Regions from separate parts of the Homo sapiens genome. Here region 2 is linked to region 1. A link is an interaction called in ENCODE POLR2A ChIA-PET data of the cell type or tissue named here. Cell type or tissue: Panc1. All regions are shown on one strand. Links, peaks and the distances in the headings refer to the core of each region. The heading gives the core; the rest is flanking DNA.

Evidence for each region. Peaks named below come from ENCODE experiments on the same cell type or tissue, not always from the same donor. Only the 100,000 strongest peaks of a DNase experiment are listed, where the experiment ranks them.
Region 2: POLR2A ChIA-PET joins it to region 1 with 8 read pairs; 1 of 35 experiments calls an interaction of 5 or more read pairs at or near these places.

The regions. Positions count from the first base shown.
Region 1 is chr1:218,438,644-218,451,468 of GRCh38, forward strand. It overlaps TGFB2 (transforming growth factor beta 2), which reads left to right. Exons shown (of 7, transcript NM_003238.6): 7 at 2,561-5,976. The coding sequence ends at 2,719. It overlaps TGFB2-OT1 (TGFB2 overlapping transcript 1), which reads left to right and starts at 3,983. Exons shown (of 1, transcript NR_125715.1): 1 at 3,983-5,352. In Panc1, for the core only: no CTCF peak of the experiment used is centred there; no DNase peak of the experiment used is centred there; H3K27ac peaks cover 3,506 bases.
Region 2 is chr1:218,564,688-218,577,512 of GRCh38, forward strand. No RefSeq gene overlaps it. Among named protein-coding and RNA genes, the nearest start is that of LINC02869, 61 kb to the left of the region's middle. In Panc1, for the core only: no CTCF peak of the experiment used is centred there; no DNase peak of the experiment used is centred there; H3K27ac peaks cover 3,416 bases.

The sequences.
Region 1 (12,825 bases), core at 1,520-6,519:
AGACAGAGTTGATTCAGAAGGTAATTCCCAGATTGGATGGTATGAGTTTCCGGCAAGATTAGAGAAGAGTTTTTCTATGTAATAATGATATTTGTTCACATGCTTCCTCTTGATGGCTCATCAGGATTTTAGAGATAGAAAGGACATCTTATCCAACGCTTTCATTTTCTTAAAGAAATTGGGGACCGGGCGCAGTGACTCATGCCTGTATTTCCAGCACTTCGGGAGGCCGAGGCAGGTGGATCACGAGGTCAGGAGTTCAAGACCAGCCTGGTCAAGATGATGAAACCCCGTCTCTACTAAAAATACAAAAAAATTAACCAGGCATGGTGGCGGGTGCCTGCAATCCCAGCTACTCGGGAGGTTGAGGCAGAGAATCGCTTGAACCCAGGAGGCGGAGGTTGCAGTGAGCCGAGATCGCACCACTGCACTCCAGCCTGGGTGGCAGAGTGAGATCCTGTCTCAAAAAAAAAAAAAAAAAAAAGAAATTGGGGTCTAGATCATGTAGTCTAGATGATACCCAAAACCAAACAGAAAATTAGTGACAAACCAAGGCTTGGCATGCAGGCCTCCTTGTTTTATAACCAGGCCTCCATTTGCTCTATCTTAGTGGGTTTAATTCCTAAAATATGGTTACACGTTAGGGTTTCTATTCTGCTCTTTATGCCTCTGTAAATCTCCCTATTAAAGAAGCATTAGAAAAATTGCCTTCACTGCAGGGTAGGAAAATGGATCAGCTGCCAAAAAAGATCACATACTACATTCAGCTGAATTCATGAGTTTGGGGGTTATCAATTATTTTAGACAATCTGTATTATAAAAATTCCTCTTTAGTTCATATGAAAACTCATGTGTTCAGGGAGCATAAAGTATATTTATTTATAAATACCTACATATGCTGGAATTTAAATTGACAAATACGGCTCCTCTTCCTTCAGCTGTTTTCCCAACTCCCCTGTAGACTTTGGCACTCGGGGGCGACCGTGTGCTTGGCCATGTGAGGGAAGCTTGCTCATGCCTGTCCCTTTGTCTGAGCTCTCTGGCCAGGCTGCCTCCTCTGGGCTGCGGCAGCAGTAGCTGTAATGTGGGCAAGGCCCTGTTGCCAAGTAGAAACATAATTCTCCTCTCTGATACACAGAGGGAGTGTGTGAAGGCTGAGACCATGCTTGTTTTTCAAGGAGAGAGGAAGAATAACTGTCATGGTCACAAATATGTGGTTTGGACAGTTACCCAAGAAGCCAGAGGTAGCTTAATAAAGTAGTCAGTGTTGCTGTGCTGAACAGATCTTCTGTCTTAGGCTGAAAAAATTGCAGTGAATCTCGAGGAAAAGGTCACTTGCTGTTTGACTAACACATTAATGGCATCCTTGGAAATGTCTCTGTATCATCAGTGGGGAACCTACATACTTCCATTAGTAAAAGTCTCACACCCCTCTGATACAGAATGGGGTTGAAGGTGTAAGGCTAATTATAGAACCGTCTCTTCATTCTGTTTTCAGACTTGCCATTAACTCCTCCAACTCAGCAACTACCATTTACCGCATAGGTTAGTGGAGGGTTGATTATGATTGTGATTATGATTATGATCGTTTTAAGCAAAATGTAAGAAAGTGAATAATTATTTCTTATAGGAGATCTTAGAGATCACTTTTATGTCATTTCTAGCATCACTGTGTTTATGAAGCAATGGTAAAAAAACAGGCTTTTTTTTTTTTAATGAAAATTGAGGATACCTTAAATTGGCCTGAGGAGACACTTAACGTAGAAAGATTTCATTTCCTTCCTTCCTTATTTATTTATTTAAAGAAACAGGGTCTGGGTCTGTTGTCCAAGCTGGTCCTGAACTCCTACACTCAAGTGATCCTTCAAAGTGTTGGGATTACAGGCGTGAGCCACCGTGCCCAGCCTGTAGAAAGATTTCACATTGCATACAGGTGTCTTTTTCTATACCCAAAGGTAGATTAAAGCTCTTATGAGAGCTTTGATAAAACTTTTTATTCTTCTACTTATTCATGTATTCATTTCTTCACTTAGTACATGAATCTCATTTTGTCCAGAGAAGACTTACTAGGGCCACAAGATAAAAGCAAAGTCTGTAGAGTTCCTGATCTGGAGGGAGCTCTTAATCTAGATGGGATTGAAATGTATACTCAAGAAACAACTTCATTTACAGAGTAGTGTAGAAATAAGACCAAATGCTATAAGGATCAAGTTTTGTGGGGACCTAGGATGTATGTGCAGCCAAGCACTGATCAGAGGAAAGACTTACTGGAAAAACCGGGAAAATCTGTTGAATGAGCAATTTTTTCCAATCTGACTCTTACAGAATCATTTGCTTAAGATGTGTGGAAAACGAGTTCCGTGTGGGAAAATAATGACTTTGGTGATTGCTAAGGTCACATATCAGTTTGACTGTAATTTAGGAAATTAGCAACCAAAAATAATTTTAAATTGCCTACTCAGTGCTGTGACTGCTAACAATGTGGAATTCTTTTTAAAAACGAATTGCGTTCATTTTCCGTCTTTCCCTATGTTGTCTCTCCTCTCCTGTGTCCTTTCAGGTCCTGAGCTTATATAATACCATAAATCCAGAAGCATCTGCTTCTCCTTGCTGCGTGTCCCAAGATTTAGAACCTCTAACCATTCTCTACTACATTGGCAAAACACCCAAGATTGAACAGCTTTCTAATATGATTGTAAAGTCTTGCAAATGCAGCTAAAATTCTTGGAAAAGTGGCAAGACCAAAATGACAATGATGATGATAATGATGATGACGACGACAACGATGATGCTTGTAACAAGAAAACATAAGAGAGCCTTGGTTCATCAGTGTTAAAAAATTTTTGAAAAGGCGGTACTAGTTCAGACACTTTGGAAGTTTGTGTTCTGTTTGTTAAAACTGGCATCTGACACAAAAAAAGTTGAAGGCCTTATTCTACATTTCACCTACTTTGTAAGTGAGAGAGACAAGAAGCAAATTTTTTTTAAAGAAAAAAATAAACACTGGAAGAATTTATTAGTGTTAATTATGTGAACAACGACAACAACAACAACAACAACAAACAGGAAAATCCCATTAAGTGGAGTTGCTGTACGTACCGTTCCTATCCCGCGCCTCACTTGATTTTTCTGTATTGCTATGCAATAGGCACCCTTCCCATTCTTACTCTTAGAGTTAACAGTGAGTTATTTATTGTGTGTTACTATATAATGAACGTTTCATTGCCCTTGGAAAATAAAACAGGTGTATAAAGTGGAGACCAAATACTTTGCCAGAAACTCATGGATGGCTTAAGGAACTTGAACTCAAACGAGCCAGAAAAAAAGAGGTCATATTAATGGGATGAAAACCCAAGTGAGTTATTATATGACCGAGAAAGTCTGCATTAAGATAAAGACCCTGAAAACACATGTTATGTATCAGCTGCCTAAGGAAGCTTCTTGTAAGGTCCAAAAACTAAAAAGACTGTTAATAAAAGAAACTTTCAGTCAGAATAAGTCTGTAAGTTTTTTTTTTTCTTTTTAATTGTAAATGGTTCTTTGTCAGTTTAGTAAACCAGTGAAATGTTGAAATGTTTTGACATGTACTGGTCAAACTTCAGACCTTAAAATATTGCTGTATAGCTATGCTATAGGTTTTTTCCTTTGTTTTGGTATATGTAACCATACCTATATTATTAAAATAGATGGATATAGAAGCCAGCATAATTGAAAACACATCTGCAGATCTCTTTTGCAAACTATTAAATCAAAACATTAACTACTTTATGTGTAATGTGTAAATTTTTACCATATTTTTTATATTCTGTAATAATGTCAACTATGATTTAGATTGACTTAAATTTGGGCTCTTTTTAATGATCACTCACAAATGTATGTTTCTTTTAGCTGGCCAGTACTTTTGAGTAAAGCCCCTATAGTTTGACTTGCACTACAAATGCATTTTTTTTTTAATAACATTTGCCCTACTTGTGCTTTGTGTTTCTTTCATTATTATGACATAAGCTACCTGGGTCCACTTGTCTTTTCTTTTTTTTGTTTCACAGAAAAGATGGGTTCGAGTTCAGTGGTCTTCATCTTCCAAGCATCATTACTAACCAAGTCAGACGTTAACAAATTTTTATGTTAGGAAAAGGAGGAATGTTATAGATACATAGAAAATTGAAGTAAAATGTTTTCATTTTAGCAAGGATTTAGGGTTCTAACTAAAACTCAGAATCTTTATTGAGTTAAGAAAAGTTTCTCTACCTTGGTTTAATCAATATTTTTGTAAAATCCTATTGTTATTACAAAGAGGACACTTCATAGGAAACATCTTTTTCTTTAGTCAGGTTTTTAATATTCAGGGGGAAATTGAAAGATATATATTTTAGTCGATTTTTCAAAAGGGGAAAAAAGTCCAGGTCAGCATAAGTCATTTTGTGTATTTCACTGAAGTTATAAGGTTTTTATAAATGTTCTTTGAAGGGGAAAAGGCACAAGCCAATTTTTCCTATGATCAAAAAATTCTTTCTTTCCTCTGAGTGAGAGTTATCTATATCTGAGGCTAAAGTTTACCTTGCTTTAATAAATAATTTGCCACATCATTGCAGAAGAGGTATCCTCATGCTGGGGTTAATAGAATATGTCAGTTTATCACTTGTCGCTTATTTAGCTTTAAAATAAAAATTAATAGGCAAAGCAATGGAATATTTGCAGTTTCACCTAAAGAGCAGCATAAGGAGGCGGGAATCCAAAGTGAAGTTGTTTGATATGGTCTACTTCTTTTTTGGAATTTCCTGACCATTAATTAAAGAATTGGATTTGCAAGTTTGAAAACTGGAAAAGCAAGAGATGGGATGCCATAATAGTAAACAGCCCTTGTGTTGGATGTAACCCAATCCCAGATTTGAGTGTGTGTTGATTATTTTTTTGTCTTCCACTTTTCTATTATGTGTAAATCACTTTTATTTCTGCAGACATTTTCCTCTCAGATAGGATGACATTTTGTTTTGTATTATTTTGTCTTTCCTCATGAATGCACTGATAATATTTTAAATGCTCTATTTTAAGATCTCTTGAATCTGTTTTTTTTTTTTTTAATTTGGGGGTTCTGTAAGGTCTTTATTTCCCATAAGTAAATATTGCCATGGGAGGGGGGTGGAGGTGGCAAGGAAGGGGTGAAGTGCTAGTATGCAAGTGGGCAGCAATTATTTTTGTGTTAATCAGCAGTACAATTTGATCGTTGGCATGGTTAAAAAATGGAATATAAGATTAGCTGTTTTGTATTTTGATGACCAATTACGCTGTATTTTAACACGATGTATGTCTGTTTTTGTGGTGCTCTAGTGGTAAATAAATTATTTCGATGATATGTGGATGTCTTTTTCCTATCAGTACCATCATCGAGTCTAGAAAACACCTGTGATGCAATAAGACTATCTCAAGCTGGAAAAGTCATACCACCTTTCCGATTGCCCTCTGTGCTTTCTCCCTTAAGGACAGTCACTTCAGAAGTCATGCTTTAAAGCACAAGAGTCAGGCCATATCCATCAAGGATAGAAGAAATCCCTGTGCCGTCTTTTTATTCCCTTATTTATTGCTATTTGGTAATTGTTTGAGATTTAGTTTCCATCCAGCTTGACTGCCGACCAGAAAAAATGCAGAGAGATGTTTGCACCATGCTTTGGCTTTCTGGTTCTATGTTCTGCCAACGCCAGGGCCAAAAGAACTGGTCTAGACAGTATCCCCTGTAGCCCCATAACTTGGATAGTTGCTGAGCCAGCCAGATATAACAAGAGCCACGTGCTTTCTGGGGTTGGTTGTTTGGGATCAGCTACTTGCCTGTCAGTTTCACTGGTACCACTGCACCACAAACAAAAAAACCCACCCTATTTCCTCCAATTTTTTTGGCTGCTACCTACAAGACCAGACTCCTCAAACGAGTTGCCAATCTCTTAATAAATAGGATTAATAAAAAAAGTAATTGTGACTCAATCTGGTTGTCTTGCTTTGTCTAGTGAAAGAACTAGTGTGTGCCTGTTGTGTTGTCTAAACACCATCTAGAAACAAACCATCAATTCGAGTATTGAGATAGAAGAGAAAATGGTTCCCTTTTCTGCAGTCTCATCTGTGTTTGATCTTTCATAGTAAACTCATAGAGAGAGGAAGTTTGTCACTCTAAACCCATTAGTTCATGCTTCTGTGCAGCCTGGCTAGTCCCAGAGCTATCACCCCAACCCACATTATATTTAATTGATGAGTAAGAATAGAAGGTATTATAGAATCAGAGAGATGAAAAGAGCCACCTAACAGCCTTACCAACTTTGGCAAATTTGTCAGCAACTCTGGGCCTCTGTTTCTTTAAAATGAAGATGACAATCCCTGCTCTATAGCGTTTTGTCTGTGTGTTTTAGTGCCCTTGTTGTAGTTAAGTGAATAGACACGTGAAAAGGTACTTTGCTTAGTGTTTCTTCTGTAATTGGCAGAGTAAATGGCAGGCAGGCTTAACAATATTTCCAAGCCTGTTCTGTTTTTGGTTTCTTGGCAATCTTGTAATGAACTTTTAACCTCCAGACTATAACCTGGGCTCATATTTCTCCATCTTGATACTAAATGTATAAAACCTCCAGACCCTTATCTCATAAATTGATCAGGACATCAGTAATTCCTGAGAATATTCTATAACTCTATATGTTAACCTTTTGGTTACGGGACTGACAGAAGTTATTATAGGGAAAAAGTTCATTTTAAGCTTTACTGAAGTCCACCAATGAAAATTCAAAGTAAAAGAGAACAGTGGCTAGTTGAATGACCCACTCCCTAACATGATAATGCAGTATTGATAACTACAGTATTCTGAGCATCTACCAGACACTGTTCTCTTTTGATTTATTTAATCTCATATTTAATCCTAGGATGTAGGTTTTTAAAAGAATATAACTCCATTTTAAAGGGAAGTGAGCAGACTCAGAATGCTTAAATTACTTGTCCAAGACCACTCAGCTTGTAAGTGAAGGGTCCAGGACTTCATTGTCCATTATATTAGCCACTAGCCACATGTGGCCATTGAGCAATCAAAACATGGCTAATGTGAATTGAGATATGCCAGATGTGTAAAATATACACCAGATTTTGAAGACTTAGTACAAAAAAAGAGTGTAAAATGTAAAATGTCTTATTAATGATTTTTATATTGATTACATGTCTAAATAATACTATTTTGAATATATGGGATTAAATAAAGTATATTATTAATTTTACCTGTTTTTTTTCACTTATTTAATACAGTTACCAGAAAATTTAAAATTACTTATGTGGCTCACATTTGTGTCTTGTGTTCTTGTGTTTCTAGTAGACAGCTCTGGCAAATAATTTGAAAGCAGCTCTGTTTACAAACCATGGTTACATGATTCCCATAAGCTATAATATTACCAGCCTTTGTTTTTGTAATTTACATATGATTGAACAATATTAGGTCATATCTTATGAAAGTGCAGTTTTTGTAGGTCAGAATTTGTTGAATATTCACATTCTGTAGAGTTCAACATAAAAGGTGATGCTGACTGAAAAATGTGGTAATGAAAATACAAATATTACCTAAGCCCCACTGGCAAAGCCCTTGATGAAACTGATGGTTACGTACAAGCAAAGCACCACTAAGTGGAACAGCACAACCTACCCCTAAGCAAGTTGGGCTATTGTATGAAATGATTTCTGCCCTTAGAAATCTTCATTAATGTACCTGTGACAACATTTTCTACCATTTTTAGGGGAGAATAAAAAGAAGAAGCCAAAAACTCACTGTTCCTTGCAGTCACTAGCCTTGAGATGGCATTACTTTTCTATCTGGGAATAAGCTGAGCTGTGCTCCTTTTGCTAATAAGCCTTAGACTATGGTTGGACCTATGCTTTGTCTTCCTGAAACACATATAACGTGTGTGGGAGGAGGACTGCTTTTTTAAAAAAAAAAAGAAGCAAAATTTCAAATACAAAATTAGATTGAAAGTCTTAGGGCCCGTAAAAGCGAAAGACCAGGACTTCAAGCGCATCATGGCAAACCTGTCTCTGAACGTTAGCTAATACATGCCTTTGTTTCTATCAAAGTCTATTACCTTGTAATTCTAGCAAAAACTAGATTGCATCTCTTTTTGCTAATCTACTAAATCATCACTCTATTCTCTAGTCCTTCCCTTGTCTCTGCAACCGCATCCTCTGTACTGAACAAAGAAAACCAGGACCCTGATTTTACTAACATTCCAGGTCAGGTCAGAGATAGTAGAGGAAATGTTATTTTTGTGCCTCTTTTGGAGCATAATAACTAGATCTGATGAGATTCGAGAAATAATTAATGTAAATATGAGGTAATTGTATCAATATATATGAATAATTTTACTCAACGTTGCAAAGGTAATGCTTTTTAATTGCCTTTTTTAAATGAAAGAGTTGCTTCAGGTTTTTCCCTGATTGAGTCTTTATTTCCCTGAAATACTTTGTAGCTAGTTTCTTTATTTCAGCACGTAATGGTCATTTGGAGAAGAGATGAGTGTGTTCCTGTAATTGGGCAGAGACCTTGTAAAGGGAACAGAATGTACTGAGAGAGACTTTGTGCTGTGTGATCAGAACTAGGAAAATCATTCAGCCTAAGAGAACAGACATAATTAAACAGAAAAGCAAAAAATTAGTGGTAAGAGGCCCAATATAATCTCTTAGGCTTTCCCTCCAACATGGGATTTTCTCTCCTATAGATGCCAACCCAACTGAAAGAACACACATGTGTTCCTCAGGTGACATCACCGAGGTCTGGCCAGCCCTGGAGTTGGAAACCCTCTCCTCAGGCCCAAATCTCAATTCTGAAAATCCCGAATCTCAGGCTGTTGGGAGCAAACAAGCTAAGAAGTTATGTAATTCAATACTGCTCTAAAAGCGATGTGAAGTCATGCAGTTTGGCTTGTCCTCAAGCATGGGCGTAACACTAATTTCTTCATTTGAACCAAAATTAAACTCTACCGAAAACTGGGAGAATGTTAAATCAAGTGGCAGTTGTTCATTTAGTAAAGTATCAAATTTCACATCACCACGTGTGCACATCTTCCCCTTGCCCATAACCTGGCCCTCCAAGAAATCACTGACTCCATTCAAATTTCTGAAAGGTGAAATTTAGGCAGAAACTGGTGGGAGAGGCACCAAGGAGCCCCAAGGAAGTCCAGCAACCCCCTTAATATTACCCCTTTGTTACAAGCTCTGAGAGTTATCCATGAGGAATTATTCTTGTAGGATTTTTTCCACAAGCATATACATACATTCATATATATATATATATATATATATATATATATATATATATATAGTTTTAAATATGAAAATCATCAATGGGGCAGCACAGGAAACAATTTCAACCGAAACGTGCTAGAATGGATTTTGATTTATTTAATCTCTATCCAGGACCTGGAAAAGTGAGACCACCATTGAATACCTCAGGGCAAGATAGAAGTAGAAAGGCAGGAGGGACAAATGGAGTTGAGCCAGAAAGGGAGTTGGGAACCCTGAGCACTGACATTATGTGTGCCACACATTTAGTCGAGTTTGATGTCCTGTATATACCATTACAGCAAGTGTAGAGAGAAAAACAAAACAAATTGGTCAACTGAGCTTAACTTCAAGCAAAAGATTCAGTTGAGGAGTCTCACTGTGCCATTGTCTTTCAACAGGAGTCTTTAAAAGCCAAAGTGCTAGTTGTAGAAATGATGTGATGGGAAAACATCTCTCCTTGTTCTCAGTATCCACCCTGTTGTGCTGGGTTTTTGGGATTGTCAGACCCCATTCCCAGGGTCCTCCCTAAAATCAGTGAGTGTTCCCAGTCCTGTGCTTCTTACATGAGGCCATTCCTGATATGATTTGGCCCTGTGTTCCCACCCAAATCTCATCTCGAATTGTAATCCCATAATCCCCATGTGTTGTGGGAGGGACATGATGGGAGGTAATTGAATCATGGGGGCTATTTCCCCCATGCTGTTCTCGTGATAGTTAGAGTTCTCACAAGATCCAATGGTTTATAAGCATCTGGCATTTCCCCTGCTGGCACTCATTCTCTCTCCTGCCGCCCTGTGAAGAGGTGCCTTCCACCATGATTGCACATTTTCTGAGGCCTCCCCAGCCATATGGAACTGTGTCAATTAAAACTCTTTCCTTTATAAATTACCCAGTCGCGGGTATTCCTTCATAGCAGTGTGAGAACAAACTAATACAACTCCTTATTTATCCTGTTTCCAGCCTCTAGTACGCAACTGAGCTTATGGCAATTTGAAAAATGTTTGCTAAATTGAAAAAGGGCATAGATGGGACTATAGCTCCAGTTCTGCCACTGATACTATGGAAGTCAGTAAAATCACCTAACTTTCTCAGAGCTTTCTTTGTCAATAAGACAAAAGCATTGGATTGGATGACCTGTAAAGTCCTGTTTTGTTTACTTGGCAAACCTAGAACCTAAAATCTAAACAAAGTCTGACATATAGAATATGTTCAGTAATTATTTGTTGAATTAATGAATAGACGCTTGCTTCCTGTTCATTGGTACAATCACAGAAAAACACATCAGGGCAACCAAAGAATCAGAAACAAAAATTACAAATGACTTTACAGGTATTGAGAATACAGTGGTGTTGGGAAGACAGATACATGTGAATTATACTATTAGGTTGTAACATATGTGTGAGGTGCATTGAAAATATTGAGGTTACTAGTAACAAGAAAAAATGACTGGCTAAATCATTAGGTTGAACCACATGAACTGGGTTTTTGTTTTTGTTTTTGTTTTTTTGGTGGGCCAAAACTGAAAAAAAAAAAGGCTGACTATTGATTATTTCACATGAGGTTCACAGAGAATAGGACACAGGGAAAACAGACCTGGGGATTAGCAGAGATCAAGGAAGCCCTGGAGGGACTAGAGGCAGAAAAGAGGAAACCCAATTGACTGTTGCAGGAATAGAGGGTGTCTTGGTACATTCAGGCTGCTGTCATCTAGACTGGGTGGCTTATAAACAATGGAAACTTATTCCTCACAGTTTTGAAGACTATGAAGTCTAAGATCAAGGAACCAGCAGATTCAGTGTCTGATAAGACCCTGCTTTTTGGTTCATGGATGGTTATCTTTTCACTGCATCCTCACATGGTAGCAGGGCCAAGGGGCGCATCTCAGGCCACTTTTATAAGGGCATTAATTACATCCATAAAGGCTCTGCCTCCATGAACTAATTACTTCCCAAAGGCCCCACCTTCTACCACCATTACCTTGGGGTTTAGAATCTCAACGTAAGAATTTTTCGGGGACAAGCATTCAGACCATAGCGTCAGGGGAGTCACTGCTGAGACAGACACCACCACTCTGTGGAGGCTATGAGCATGGCCTCCTAATACTTCCTTACTCAGTGCTTCCCTCATTCAAGATGGAAAGTTCCAGAAGAAAGAAATCAGTTGGCTGAACTTAGGTCATGAGCCAGTTCCTTTGCTAGAACATGGGATTTTAGGGAAAGAATCTGAGTTCCTTGGCTTCTGTGGTAGGAAGAGAAACAGGGAGTAGTTACTCTCCCAGCAAGACTGCCTACATAAAGAGAAAATGGTTACACAAGAAAAGTTAAGTTTGTTAGGAAGAAATATGGAGGCTGGGCCACAATGTTTAGGTATTAGTTTGCTGGAACTGCTGGAACTAAGTACCACAAACTGGGTGGTTTAAACAACAGGATTTCATTGTGTCGGTTCTGGAGGCTAGAAGTCTAAAATTAAGGTGTTGACATGGGTGGTGTCATCTGAGGGCTGTGAGGGAAGATCTGTTTCAGGGCCTCTTTTCTTGGTTTGTAGATGGCCATCTTTTCCCTGAATTTCTTCACACTGTCTTCCCTCGATATGTGTCTGATCTTGTGTCCAAATTTCCCTTTTATAAAGACGTCAGTCATATTGGATTAGGGCCCACCCTAATAACTGCATTTTAATTTAGTCTCCTCCATAAAGACCCTATTTCCAAATAAGGTCATATTCTGAGGTACTAGGGGTCAGGACTCCAATCTATCCTTTCTAGAGAGGACACAATTTGACCTATAACAATTTAACTCTGAACTGCAGAAGAGAGTGACTATTAATAGTTATTTCTGGGGAAATTCAAGGAATAATAAACTGAATGAAAAATGGGCTTTACCAACCTGCTAAAGGCCAGATATTTCTGCCAGTAATGGGGAAAAATTTGAGTCAATTAGATCAATCTCTGTAACCCGGTCTTCTTTGTAAGACACTTTGAAAAAGTCTAGAGTTGTAGACTTTCAGAGCAAACCTCGCACATTTCTGTATGGATGGGCACTTCCCCCTGTACTCACTGATCCCAAACCAGGGCACACAACAGTCACCTTGACAGCTTCTAAAATTACAGATTTTCAGGTCTATCCCAAACCTACTGGGTCAGACCATTTGGGGGAATAGAAAGGGAATTTTATAGTAAAGGAGAAATATATTCCAGGTAAATCTGATGCAGTACAATGCTAGCATTTGTCAATTACTAACCAAGTGGGATATAAATGTATGAGGAAATCTTCGCAAAAATGAGGCCATTTCAATGAAAGATATTTTCATGATAACTGCAAATATTTGAACTACTATCAGAAGATGAGGATCTATGATGTGGTCTGGTAACAGACTCATACTCACTTCTCCAGGAATCTCAATCATATCAACTCCATGCTCTGTTAAGAGATGGTTGTATATCTGCCCAGATCTCTAAAAGCAATGTTGCCCATCTCTAAAAAAAGAAGCATCTTTCTCCCCATTCTATTGCATGGCAAGGTCAGGGTTGGAGGCCTT
Region 2 (12,825 bases), core at 3,519-8,518, 130 kb after region 1:
AATGACAGAGGTAATTTAAAAAAAAATCAGGGAGTAATAGATTACTAAATATATCATGTTAGGATATTTACTACTTAGAGAAAGGATTAATCTCAGGCCTGGAGAAAAGAAAGTAAACAAGTCCTTTCTTGTGTGAGAAAATTAGAAAATGGTTTATATGAACAGGACACTGAAGCCAGCTCAGAGCGGTTTCCACTAGTTAAATCAGGGAAAATTTGAGCATCAGAAGGATGACTGACAGTAATGAATTACAGTGCACTGAATAAGACAATTGAGAGTCCATAATGATACTGAAAATATAAATAAATAATAAATATAAATAAGTAAACAAAGGAAGGGAGAAACTGTATTTTTGTTCATTTGTTTATATTCTATTCACCGTTAGATAAAAACTAATAGAATAAATGACAGAATTTGAGAGCCACCATTTTGCCACCATCATAAAAACAATTGATTTGGGCAAAACTCATCAATGGAAACTAAAACTATTGAAAGTTTGTTGGATAGTCATATACTGAGTCTCAGAGTATCTTCCCACAGATTACTTATTAATCAGAAAGTTATAAAAGGTACCTTTGGAAAAAGGGAGAAGTGTGGCAAACACCACCTTAACTGAAAGATTAAAGTTAATCTCACTAAAAATGGGACCAATTGAACTCATGTGCCTCTTACTAAAGGACACAGATCGCTTATGTCATAGTCCTGGAGAAAATGCATAACCTGAAACCAATCAAGGGGAAACAATCACACAAAGGCAAATAGAAGGACATTCAATAACACAATTAGACTGTACTCTCCTGTGAATTCTGTCTCCTCATCTCTCCCATCCAATAAATCATCTCGTCCTGTTGACTTCACCTCCTAAATATTACTAGAATCCATTCACTTCTCTCCATCCTCTCAGTTACATCATGTCACCTAATTGCTAAAACAGTTGCTGGCTGTGTTCCCCTTGAATCCATGGTTCACAGGTTAGCCTGAGTGATCTGTCTACAGTATAAATCTGATCATGCCACTTTCCTGCTTAAAAGGTTTCTCTGCCTTTCAGTGGCTCTTAGAATGAATGCAGCCTCTTAAATCTGTTTAACAAAGCCCATTCTGATCTGGCCCCCCACTTCACCCTCTAGCTGTATGCTTTGACAGCCTCCACTGCCAATACCATGTTCTCCAAATGTGCTACTTCTTTCAGTTACCAGATTGAGGTATGTTCTGTTCTGCACCAGCTTTTTACCTACGCCTGGAATATTTGCTGTTTCTATACTTTCTACTCAACTACTCTCTTTTTGAGACAAAATCCTATTCACACTTCAGGTTTTAGCTTAGATAGGTTTTATTCCTAAAACTTTTTCTTGTCCCTCCACCTGGACCTCACCCAAGCCCAAGTTAGGTGCTCTGTATGAATCTGCCATGCCCAGCTCAGTGCTTCTCATACTGCATTGTAATTCCTTGTTTAAAGTCTAGTTCCCCTAGTTGTCTGTAAGTCTCACAAGGGCGGGAGCCAAATTTGTCTTCTTCACTGTTTTGTTACTGTCCGCCTCAGTGCTGGGGACAAGGCAGAAATTCAATCAATGTTTTGATGGAATGAACGGACAATGTAGTTGCAGCGGGGGGAGAAAAAGAGGCATTTTACAGAACAGTAAATATTTCAAGTAGAGCAAATCATAATATTTAAAGGCTGAGGAGTAAGAACATTTCTCAACTTTCTATTTAAAAAGGATTGTCGACCGGGCGTGGTGGCTCACGCCTGTAATCCCAGTGCTTTGGGAGGCCGAGGCGGGTCGATCACGAGGTCAGGAGTTCTAGACCAGCCTAGCTAGTATGGTGAAACCCCGTCTCTACTAAAAATACAAAAATTAACTGGGCGTGGCGACGTGCGCCTTTAGTCCCAGCTACTCATGAGGCTGAGGCAGAAAAATTGCAGGAACCCGAGAGGTAGAGGTTGCAGTGAGCCAAGATCGTGCCACTGCACTCCAGTCCAGGCAACATTGTGAGACTTTGTCTCAAAAAACAAACAAACAAACAAAAAGGATTCTCTATGCCCACCTTTTAGTTGGTAAATATCATTCTCCAATAAGAGAAACCAGGGCTTCTTGGAGAAGTGGTTGATTCTGGGAATGGGACAGGAAAATAGATGAACTTGGAACATATCACAGAACCTGAACGCAAGGATGGGCTCCAAAGAGAATGGGGTGAGTTGAAAGGACACAGGGATCAAGCAAAAGAAATTCAAATTCAAATGGAAAAAGCTAGACAAATGTAACCAGTAAAATAAATAAATATTATTGAATTGTCGTCCAAAGAATAGGGGAAGATATCCATACCAAAAAATCCATACTGATACGAATTAACTGAATAAACAAATACATGGGGAGAAGACACAGCTCTTCCTTACAGAAGAATTCCAATTAGTAAACATAGAAGAAATGAGGGAAATAGATATCACAGGGTAAACATCACGGTAATAATTGTTGCAGGCAAGAACCATCAATAGATCCTTAAATTAATGGGTAAATGTTTAGGGAGGAACAGAATATTTGTATAGCCTCAAACTATCTTCCCAGTACATTTGCTAATTACAAAGGGAAAAAAATAGTGACATTATAGTCCGAAGACTTGGCAGATACCACATCAACCAAATGACCAAACTTAACATGACCAGTAATAAGACATATGGACATGGTATACTCCAAAATGATTCACTGGGAAGCACAAAACATCACTTGTGTGGTATTTTTGTTAAAAGGCATAATTTCAATTTAATTATGAGAAAATATCACGCAAACTGAAATTGAAGGGCATTCTAAAAAACAACTGATCAATACATTTCAAAGAGTATAAATGTCCTAAAAGATAAAGAAAGACTAAGGAAGAGTCACAGATGGGAGGAAACTAAGAAGACATGACAACTAAATGCAATTCTGGACCTTGTGTTGGATCCTGTCAAAGAAAAAATGACATGAGTGGAAAAACTGGTGAAATCTCAATAAAGTCTGTTGGTAGGTTAATAGTAGAGGGAAAAAGTGTTGTCTTAGCAACCAGATTATTGTGGAAGAAAGCAACTGTTTGCAAACACATTAAAGTACGTTGAAGGTGTAACACATATGAAATGACACATTAATATTCAAGATGTCAAAACATTGATTTTTTTTCTAAATTAAAATAAATCCTTCAAGGGTGCCTGTCATTTGCCAAAGTTCTAGGAAGTCTAACAATAGCATTTAAAACATTTCTGGTTTCCTCTCTCTCCTTTGAATTGTGGCAGAATACGTGGTTTATATAGTCCAGATTATCCATTTTTTATAGACTTACTGTTGGTCCTTCTGCCACAAAATACTGTGGTGTGCTGATCTCCTAAATTTGGTCAGGCCTGGTGGGCTTAGAGTAATGCTTCCCCTTGAGGCTTGGTTAGCAGGTGCTTGTTGTAGCTCTTGGCGTATAGAAATGGCTCATTTTCAGGCCCACAGGACCCTTGGAACCATTGTCATCTGAGGTTCTGCTAAGACTGGGTCCCTGGGTGCAAGTAAAGTTTTAAGTTCTACAATAAGAAAATGACCCACACTTCTCTCCACTTTCTGATATGTCTTCACCTCTTAGGAAAGACCCCTGTAGGGCAGGGCCACTTGCCTTAGCACAGCCTCCAACATCCCCTCTTTGCCAGGTCATGTATGTGTGTGTGTGTGACAGAGAGAGAGAAAGAGTAAGAGAGAGAGTGTGTGTGTGTGGATAGGTGTGTGCTTGTCCATGTGCTGGTGATGGTAAAGGGGATGTTTACAGGATGGGCTCTGTCCCCACAAAACTAAAGTCTGTCAAGTGCACCCTAGGTGATAAAATCCTAGAGCTCAGGCACACCAAGCCTTCTTTCTCATGAGAAAAATTAATTTAAAATTGTAATTGAATTTTAAATTATGAAGTATAGTCTAACATGCACAAAGAAGAGAGAATAATACAACAAACATCCATTTTTAGATGTTAATATTTGCTTTAGTAGAAAATTTCCTAGTCGCTCTTTTGCTAATGAGCAACAAACAGCAACAAAACATGAAGTAATTAAATGACTATACATCACTTTGCTGTAGTAGCTTTCCTCTCCAAACACATGATTTCACTTTATTCTCATGTACTTTTAAAAAATAACACATTCACAAAAGAACTGGATTAAGCAATACTTTGAAGTCATTATACTTAAAAGAACTTGAAAGTCATAAATAATATTTCTTTTAAAAATAATATGAACTCAGATTTTTCAAGTTCACCTTCCCACTAATTAATGAGGTTTTTTTAAAAAAATTTTTTTTCAAAATTCAGGACCGCAGTTTTTGTTTATGATTCACTTCCTGTGCCTTAAATGCTCTGAAGATGTTATTTGATTTATAATATTTTACTTAGGAAAGTCAGTACAACAATTTATTCATGGACTGGTATCACTTTGCTCACGTCTCCTGCACTTTTAGAAATAGGATGTCCCCTCTGAGGAGCAGTTTAAAAGGAAAACACCCTAAGCAACCCATGACTAAGACTGAGCACATTTCAAACTTTTTTCCTGAATGAAGAAGTAGTTTACTCACCAAAATATTATTAACTCCATCCAACACCTTGTTCTGATATTTTGAAGTTGATTGATCATTGATTTGACCAAGATGCCTGGCTTCACTTCACTAAAATGATTAATGTATGTGGGTCTGGGCGCAGCCACAGCACTGCCGTTCCGGTCTCTCAGATGAAGCAAGGGAAGTATTGGTCAGAGGCCCTCAATACACCCCAGAGAATTCTCTCAGAGACACAACAACAAGAAAGACAATCTTTCTTTGAGATTGATGAAAATAAGAAGAGTGATTGCCTGAACCCACAGATCTTGGCTGAGGATTTCCTGGAGGAAAACGTTAATTTTACCTCAAATCTGTTCCCTTCCATGTCCTGAACAAGGGTGACTATAAAGGTTACCACATAGTTCACCAGTGTCCCTGAATCTTGACACTCTATAATTGTGGAAGAAGGGCAGGAGATTGCTTGTACTCCTTTTATATTGTTTCCCCGTCTTCTGCTTCACTTATGCAGCCTGCACAATACTCATATGATGGTTGATTTTAAGTGCCAACTGGGCCAGGCTGTGGTGCCCAGTTGTTTGGTCAAACACTAGTCCAGATGTTGTGCTGAAGGTATTTTGTACATGTGATTAACATTTACAATCAGTTGACCTTAAGTAGAAGAGATTACCCTCTATAATGAGGGTTGGCCTCATCCAATCAGATGAAGGCCTTAAGAGCAAAAATTGAGGTTTCCTGAAACCCTGCCTGACTTTCCACCTACCGGCCTGCCCTACAAATTTCAAAAATAACTGCCTCTCAAATTGTGTGAACCAATTCCCTAAAATAAATCTCTGTATCTCTCTCTCTCTCTTTCCCTCTCTCTCTATATAGCGGGAGATAGAAAGATATAACCATATATCTATATCAATTGATTTATCTATCTATCTACCTAAGCTATTTGTTTTATATATCCAGAGAACACTGGCTGAGACAACTTATTACAGGTTCATTCTTTCTCTCTCTCCCTCTCTCTCTCTTCTTTCTTTCTCTTTCTGTCTCTTCTTTCTTTGTTTTTCTCTCTTTCTCTCTCTTTCTCTCCTTTCTTTTGCAGAGAAAAACCTTTGTTTTGGCCTCCAAAAAGATATTCCATTCTACCCTAAAAATAAACAATTTCTTTATTTATTGTATGGTGTATTGTATTTCTTTATCTTTTGTATGATGTTTAGATTTAGCTACCCACATGAAAATTGTTGGATTGGGTCTGGGAAGTCATTCATATTTTGATAGATTCCCCCCCGCCCACCACCATTTCCCTATTTCACAGCATTAGCCTAAAAAACAAAGTATATCTGATTCATCCTCAAAGGAGGATTTTCTTAAGCTCATAAAATTCCTGATAAAGGGAGTAAAAAGGACACAAACAATGCTGTATTTCACAATGTAGAACACAGTAAGACCCAGAAACATCTCCTAGGTATGAGAATAGTCAAAGGATTATAATATTTGAGTAGTAAGAACAGAGGGAGCTGAGGCCCTTACTTTTGATGTTATCTTCAACTATATATAAGACGCTGTATATGTATGCAAAGCACAGAATATAGCAGTGCTTTCCTTTATTGATTTTTACTTTCATGAGATTTTTTTTTTTTTTTTTCTGAGATGGAGTCTCGCTGTCTCTCAGGCTGGAGTGCAGTGGCATGATCTCAGCTCACTGCAAGCTCCGCCTCCCGGGTCCACGCCATTCTCCTGCCTCAGCTTCCCGAGTAGCTGGGACTACAGGCGCCTGCCACCATGCCCGGCTAATTTTTTGTATTTTTAGTAGAGACGGGGTTTCACTGTGTTAGCCAGGATGGTCTCGATCTCTTGACCTTGTGATCCGCCCGCCTTGGCCTCCCAAAGTGCTGGGATTACAGGCGTGAGCCACCGTGCCTGGCTTTTCCTGAGATTTTAAAAATAGTCATCATTTTTCTGGCCTGACACTTCATATGTTAACTTTGATCTTAGGGTAACTTCTTAAAGCCAGGTCATGAATTCTCAAAAAGAAGGAATTATGTGGAAAAGTGTCCAGTACTCTGCTGTGATAGCAAGAAATAGGTGTCAATAATATGCCTGATAGCCAATTTTTCTAGTTGTTCTTCTGATGCTAGTTACACTACAATGGAAATTAGACTCACAACTGTGTAATCTCCTTGTTGGCACTGTTTGAATAGCCTGCTCCTTTTTTAGCAGCATTTTCCCCCAAACAGGCTAATTTTGGAGAGTACGTTTGAATGTGGAAAGAGACATTTTAATCTGGAAGCATTTATTATAAACTCACATTGTTACAGCAAATGGCCCACATTCAAGAAGGAAGCACTCTCTTATCATTTTTCGCCTTCCTTGATCTTCTGTTTGAAACAGAATGGATATGTATTGAATGTGCTAACTTGGTAAACATGCACTTTTATGGTGTCTCTGTGAGCTGGCTTTGAACACGGTTCAGAGAGGTTTACAACAAAGAAGCCAGTCGGTGTCGGTTCGCCCAATGTCAACTTAAATACCAGGTTTATCCATGACTAAACAATATGTTACGGGGATTTTCTTCTCAGAGCTTTGCTGGATTGGACTGTTTGTTTGGTATCACATAGACCTGGTTTAATTTCCTAAAATTCATGGCTTCAGTGACAACCAAGTATATTTGCTGATGATGAATTTGAGCACTTATTTTTTTCTCTGTCTAACAAAACATACCGCAGACAACCTCATTCCCAACAGCCTAACAATAAGTAAGTTAGCATGTGATGCCTATGACTTCAACTTTAAAAATTTATGGTGCCTCTATTTATTCTTGTCAATTTTAAGAGTTAATGCAGCTTCTTGAAAAATCGTTTAAGGGCAATGCGGTAAAACATGGGCATGTCTCACAGCAGAAATGTGAGATTTGCTCATATACAAAATCAAAACGGATCATAAAACAGCCACTGAAACCTTTTGCCAATTGTCTGTAAAAGGAGACCCCTAATGACCTACAGCAGGAATATAGATGCAAAGTCGTACTTTGCCTCATGCCCTGGGGAGGTTTTTGGCCTTAAGATTTTGTCTCCTTGCTGCCAAATGCTGAAGCCAAGTGCATTGCTAAAGCTTTAGACACATTTTCATCAATAAAATTTCTTATAAAACAGATCCTGAAAATGCTGAACCTATCTGCCAAGTAGCCAATTAATTATTTTACATCTTTGTTGAACAATGGGTAAAGGTTTTACCATCACAAATCAGTGTTCTGAAAACCACAAGGCCTAGCTTTCAATTAGCAGGAAGCATCACAATTAGGGATGAAAAGAAGTAATGCTGCATGTTGGAAATTCTCCCAATAAAGAATAAAACTCCCAAGGAACAATGACCCAACTAATTTGAGGGAGTTAGGTTTTTAGAAAACCAGATCCTTGTTAAAGGGTAAAGCTCAAACACTGCTCAGATTCCTAGATGCCTCAGTCTTCTCATCCACCCTCCCAGTAGCCCTTTCTTTCCATAAGTTGTAGCTATTGAATTTGGACTATGCTTCCCCACTATGTGTTAGATGCTGTGAATCCCAGTTCAAACACTGTGAGTCCACTCTATCATTGACAGGCACAATCCTGCACTGGGTCCATGGGGAATGGTGCCTCCAGTTCTATGATTCTCTGCATTTTCCAGAGAAGAGGAAAACCTTAGTACTCACACAGTTGATCTGGTTTGTCAAATTCAGGAATAGAAGGAGAGGCCCTGTAGGAGAGCATGTTTCAGGTCCCAGTCTGCTGACTTGGATCTTAAGGCAGGCCAATTGGAAACAGTGATGTCAAACTGAATAGGCCATGCAATCAAGTGTCATATTTGTTTACTTAACCAACAACCTGCAGGGAGACATAAGAAGCTGACAATTGGGAATGGAACAAGGAATTGTCTTTCAGGCTACAGTCCAGGGAAGAGGGAGACTAGAATCTTCATTCTTGAGTGAAATTCCTGAACCTTCTGGAACCCTGGGATATTTAAGTAGCAAGAGGTGTGTGTGTGGCGGAGTGTGTGGGGGGATGCAGAAGTCTCTAGAAACAATTTCATATGATAAAATGGGATGAAGCTTCTATTGAGAAGCTTGACTTGTCTTCTTGAGTCTCAGTATCTCCAGTATCCTCCGGGATATTAAGATATGTCTGTGATTGTTGTTAAATAAAAATTACAGGAGGCCATTGCTTTGGACTAGACTCCTGCACTAAGCCTCAACAGGCCAGACAAAATAAAAATGGAGTCACCCATGCTAAAGTTCCATGTCATCAAACTGAAACTAAGTTGTTGTCTAACATTCCAAGGAATCAGAAGAAAAAGATAACAGCCAATTTCCCAAACAGGCCAGTTTCAGCTTTCAATTGTCATGTGAAGTTCCCTGTGTTTTCATCTTTAACTTGAAGTGACCTGATGTTAACCAGTCAGTTATTTTTCTATTGTTCTGTCTCTCTGTCCCCATCGTATAAGTAAAGTAACTTTGAAATGACCAATCCATTTTGTTTTGTTTTGTTTTGTTTCTGCTTTCCTCAGTCCTTTTTCTGCCTATAAAGCAAACCTCCTCTGCTCCACTCATCGAGACACTTATCCTATTTTATGGAATGAAGTGTTGCCTGATTCTAGAATCACAGTAAAATCAGTTGAGGTCATTTAATCTAAATTATGTTTTAATTTTGTCTTTTGACAGGGTCCTTACTTTCAAATCTCTAACAATTTCAGGACATTGAACTTGCCCCTGGAGAAAACACCCACTCTCAACTGGCTTCGCTTGAACAAAAATTCCCAGAGTTGTGCATTTTGACCTTGGAGTCATAGGGGTGGCTCCTGTTGGAATTCCTGGAAGCCACAGATTTACATCAGAGAAAAAAAAAAAAAATTGGCTTGGCTTTTTTCTCTTTACCCTGTCCAGGATGAAATCCCATACTTTCAGAAACTTGTTAGTGAAAACTGTTGGCAGGTCTTAGTACATGTGTTCAATACTTGTACCTTCTCCTGTCCCATGTGAGTGAATGTTCAGCTCTGGTCTTGCGCATGTTTTCTATCTCTGTGTTGCTAGCCAAGTCAAAATCATCCACACTACTTCTTCATGATGGGCCATGAGAAAGAATACTGAGAGGAATTTGGTACAGTTTTCTTTTTGGTACCAGTTCAGCATCTGTGACATCCTCATTTTAAGGTGGCCCAATCTATAAAAGAAATTTGCATTTACAAATAAGATGAATTTGGTAGAATATAATTTTCTTTAAGAAAGGAGTTTTTATTAGTGGAATAACCACCGGCTCCCTTAATAATATACTCTTTAATGCTTCATTGCTGTGATTCAGATTTCTCTAAATCTGATTCCCAGAGAAGTTTTCAGAAGCATACTAATGATAGATCAATTGCTAGTAACATTCTTTATGGGGTCATACATAAAGTCCTTTAAGCAAATTATTCCTGAAAAATGTGTTTGAAATTCAAATGTCTGAAAGGCAAACAAAACCCAACAAAACAATGACTTATATATTATAAGGGAAATGTGTTCCCAAAGAAATAGAAATATTATGAAATCTCTGACTTGTTCAAGCATTATTTCCATAGGCTCAAGCCACCTCTGTCTTAGTCAGTTTGGGCTGCTATAACCAATATACCATAGACTAGGTGGCTTACAAAACAAATATTTATTTCTCACAGTTCTGGAGACTGGAGAGTCCAAGATTTAAGATGCTGGCTGATCCAGTGTCTGGTGAGGGCTCACTTCCTGGTTTACAGATAGCAATCTTCCTTATGTCCTCACCCAACAGAGAGCAGAGAGAGAGACAGAGAGACAGACAGAGAGAGACAGAGAGACAGACAGAGAGAGAGACACACAGAGACAGAGAGAGAGAAACAGAGAGAGAGAGACAGAGAGAGAGAGAGAATCTCTCATATGTATCTACTTTTAAGGGCACTAATCCCATTTTTGAGGGATCCACACACATGATCTAATCACCTCTCAAAGACCCTACCTCCTAATTCAGTCTGTAGCAACTGGAGCTGTGTGGTTTATACAGGATCACGTAGAAAGGTGGTACAACACACTGTCAATCACTTCCATTTTGTGTCTTCAATCTTTAAATCTGTCTGTCTCAGTCATACTGAGAACCTAGGCTAAAAAGAACATTCTCTGGTAGACAGGGGCTTGTGTACACAGGTGCCAATTTCCCCTGGGGTCTTGGAAGTCAAACCAAGCACCTACCAGTCCCCACCTTCATTGCAGAAGTCTGGGCTGAAAGCTGAGCAGTGTTTTACTTTCACACCTCCTGCTTGGATATGTTGGGTACTTTTCCTCACCACCATCACCTGAGTAAAGCCCTCTTAGGCACAAGTGACTACTTTGTGGGGGGGGTTTCTAACTGCTGCCTATCAGACAGTGGTGTTTTGAGCCAGGAAGCTGGATGACAGAAGAGGTTAATTCTTGAGGGGGTCCACAAGAGATGGATAGCTCCATTTATGTGATAAATAAGGTTCCCACCTCTGCCTCCTCATTTTGCTGTTTCCTGTTTCCCCTGCAACAAATAAACACATTATCTTAGTATTCTGTAAGCAGAATCCAAAAAATAATACGCTGTGAATTATAAAATATAATTTGCCTCCTAAAAGATCACAAACATCTTATCTTGCATTATGATGAAAGACAAGGTTGAGGCAATTATCCCTAACAGTCAGAAAGAAGGGTAGACTTTCAGGCCAGATTTTATCATTTGCTAAATTTGGCACCTCTGGGCAAGTCTTTTGATCCTTGTGCCTCTCAGTGTCCTCATCTTTACTATGGGGAGAGTCACTCCAACCTCAATGGATTGCTAAGAGATGATGTATGGGAAACCACCTTGTGTAATTCTTGGAACATCATACTACCTGAAAAAAATTTTCCATCTGAAAAATCTGTATTACTCAGTGGTGTTATAGAATAGATTCCTTTGTTCTGTTCAATAAGCTGCATTAACGTTCAGATGTTCAGCCCTTCTCTGTGTCTTTGAGCATGTGTGTGATGGTGAGGGCATGGGGAAGAGGGGACAAAATCCAACATCACTTCTTGATATACTTTTTTTCCTTTTAGGACATTTAGTTTATTTCCTGTAAGCATTCATATCCTTATCTTTTTATCTCATCTTGTGATCTAACATTGGATTAGAAGAGCTCTGAGAGGTAGGAACCCTCTATTTTATGGGAGTCTTCTCCCAGCTCAGCCTCAAAAGATGCACGCCCCCTGAGAGAGAGTCACAGCTGGCATGGCTCTGGGAGCAGATGTTTCTGAGAGAAATGCCTAGGTGGTTGGTCTCAACATAGAGCTGCAGGCGCCCCAGTGCCTGAACAAGGAATAAAAGGGATTCAGAAGTTTCCAACAAGGGGCAAAGAAGATGACTGGATATTAACCAGAGGGTGTTTTCCCTAGAGAGGACACAAGGGAAGCAAGAGCTGGTGCTCTAGCAGAGGGCTGCGTGTGGACCACTCAAGCTGAAAAGCAAATGAGAGCTGCAGTCACGTATTGGGAACAAGGATGCTGTGGGAACTGAGCAAGGGTCCCTGCAGCATCAGAAAAAATAGAGCTTTGACTGCAATTAGCAAACAAGACCTGCGCTGTATGAAGTGTGGACACCTCAAGGATGCGGAAGCCAGTAGAAGGATAAGAAGGCCCTTCCTCACCTGTCGTAATGCACTTCCTGAAGAGAGCACAGTTTATTATAGAATCACGTGAACCCTTTGGTACCGAGCTGGTCTCCGGAAATAAGGAGTTGCTGGGGGTGGAAAGCTGTGTGGTTTGTACAGGATCACATAGAAAAGTGGTAGGACACACAGTCAATCACTTCCATTTTGGTGTCTTTAATCTTCAAATCTGACTGTCTCAGTCATACTGAGAAAATTGAAGCAATTAAGAATTCAATTTGAGACTCAATAATAATTGTTTATAAACAGTATCTGATATAGTTTGGATGTTTGTCCCCTCCAAATCTCATGCTGAAATGTAATCCCCAATGTTGGAAGTGGGGCCTAGTGGGGGGTTTTTGGGTCATGGAGGCAGAGACCTCCTGAATGGCGTGGTGACTTCCCCTTGGCAATGAGCAAACTCTCACTCATGTGAGAGCTGGTTGTTTACAGGAGACTGGCACCTCCTCTTCTCTTTTGCTTTCTTTCTCACCAAGTGACACACCAGCTCCCTCTTTGCCTTCTGCCATGAGTGTCAGTTTCCTGAGGTCTTCACCAGAAGCAGTGCTGATGCCATGCTTGTACAGCCTGCAGAACTGTGAGCCGAATAAACCTCTTT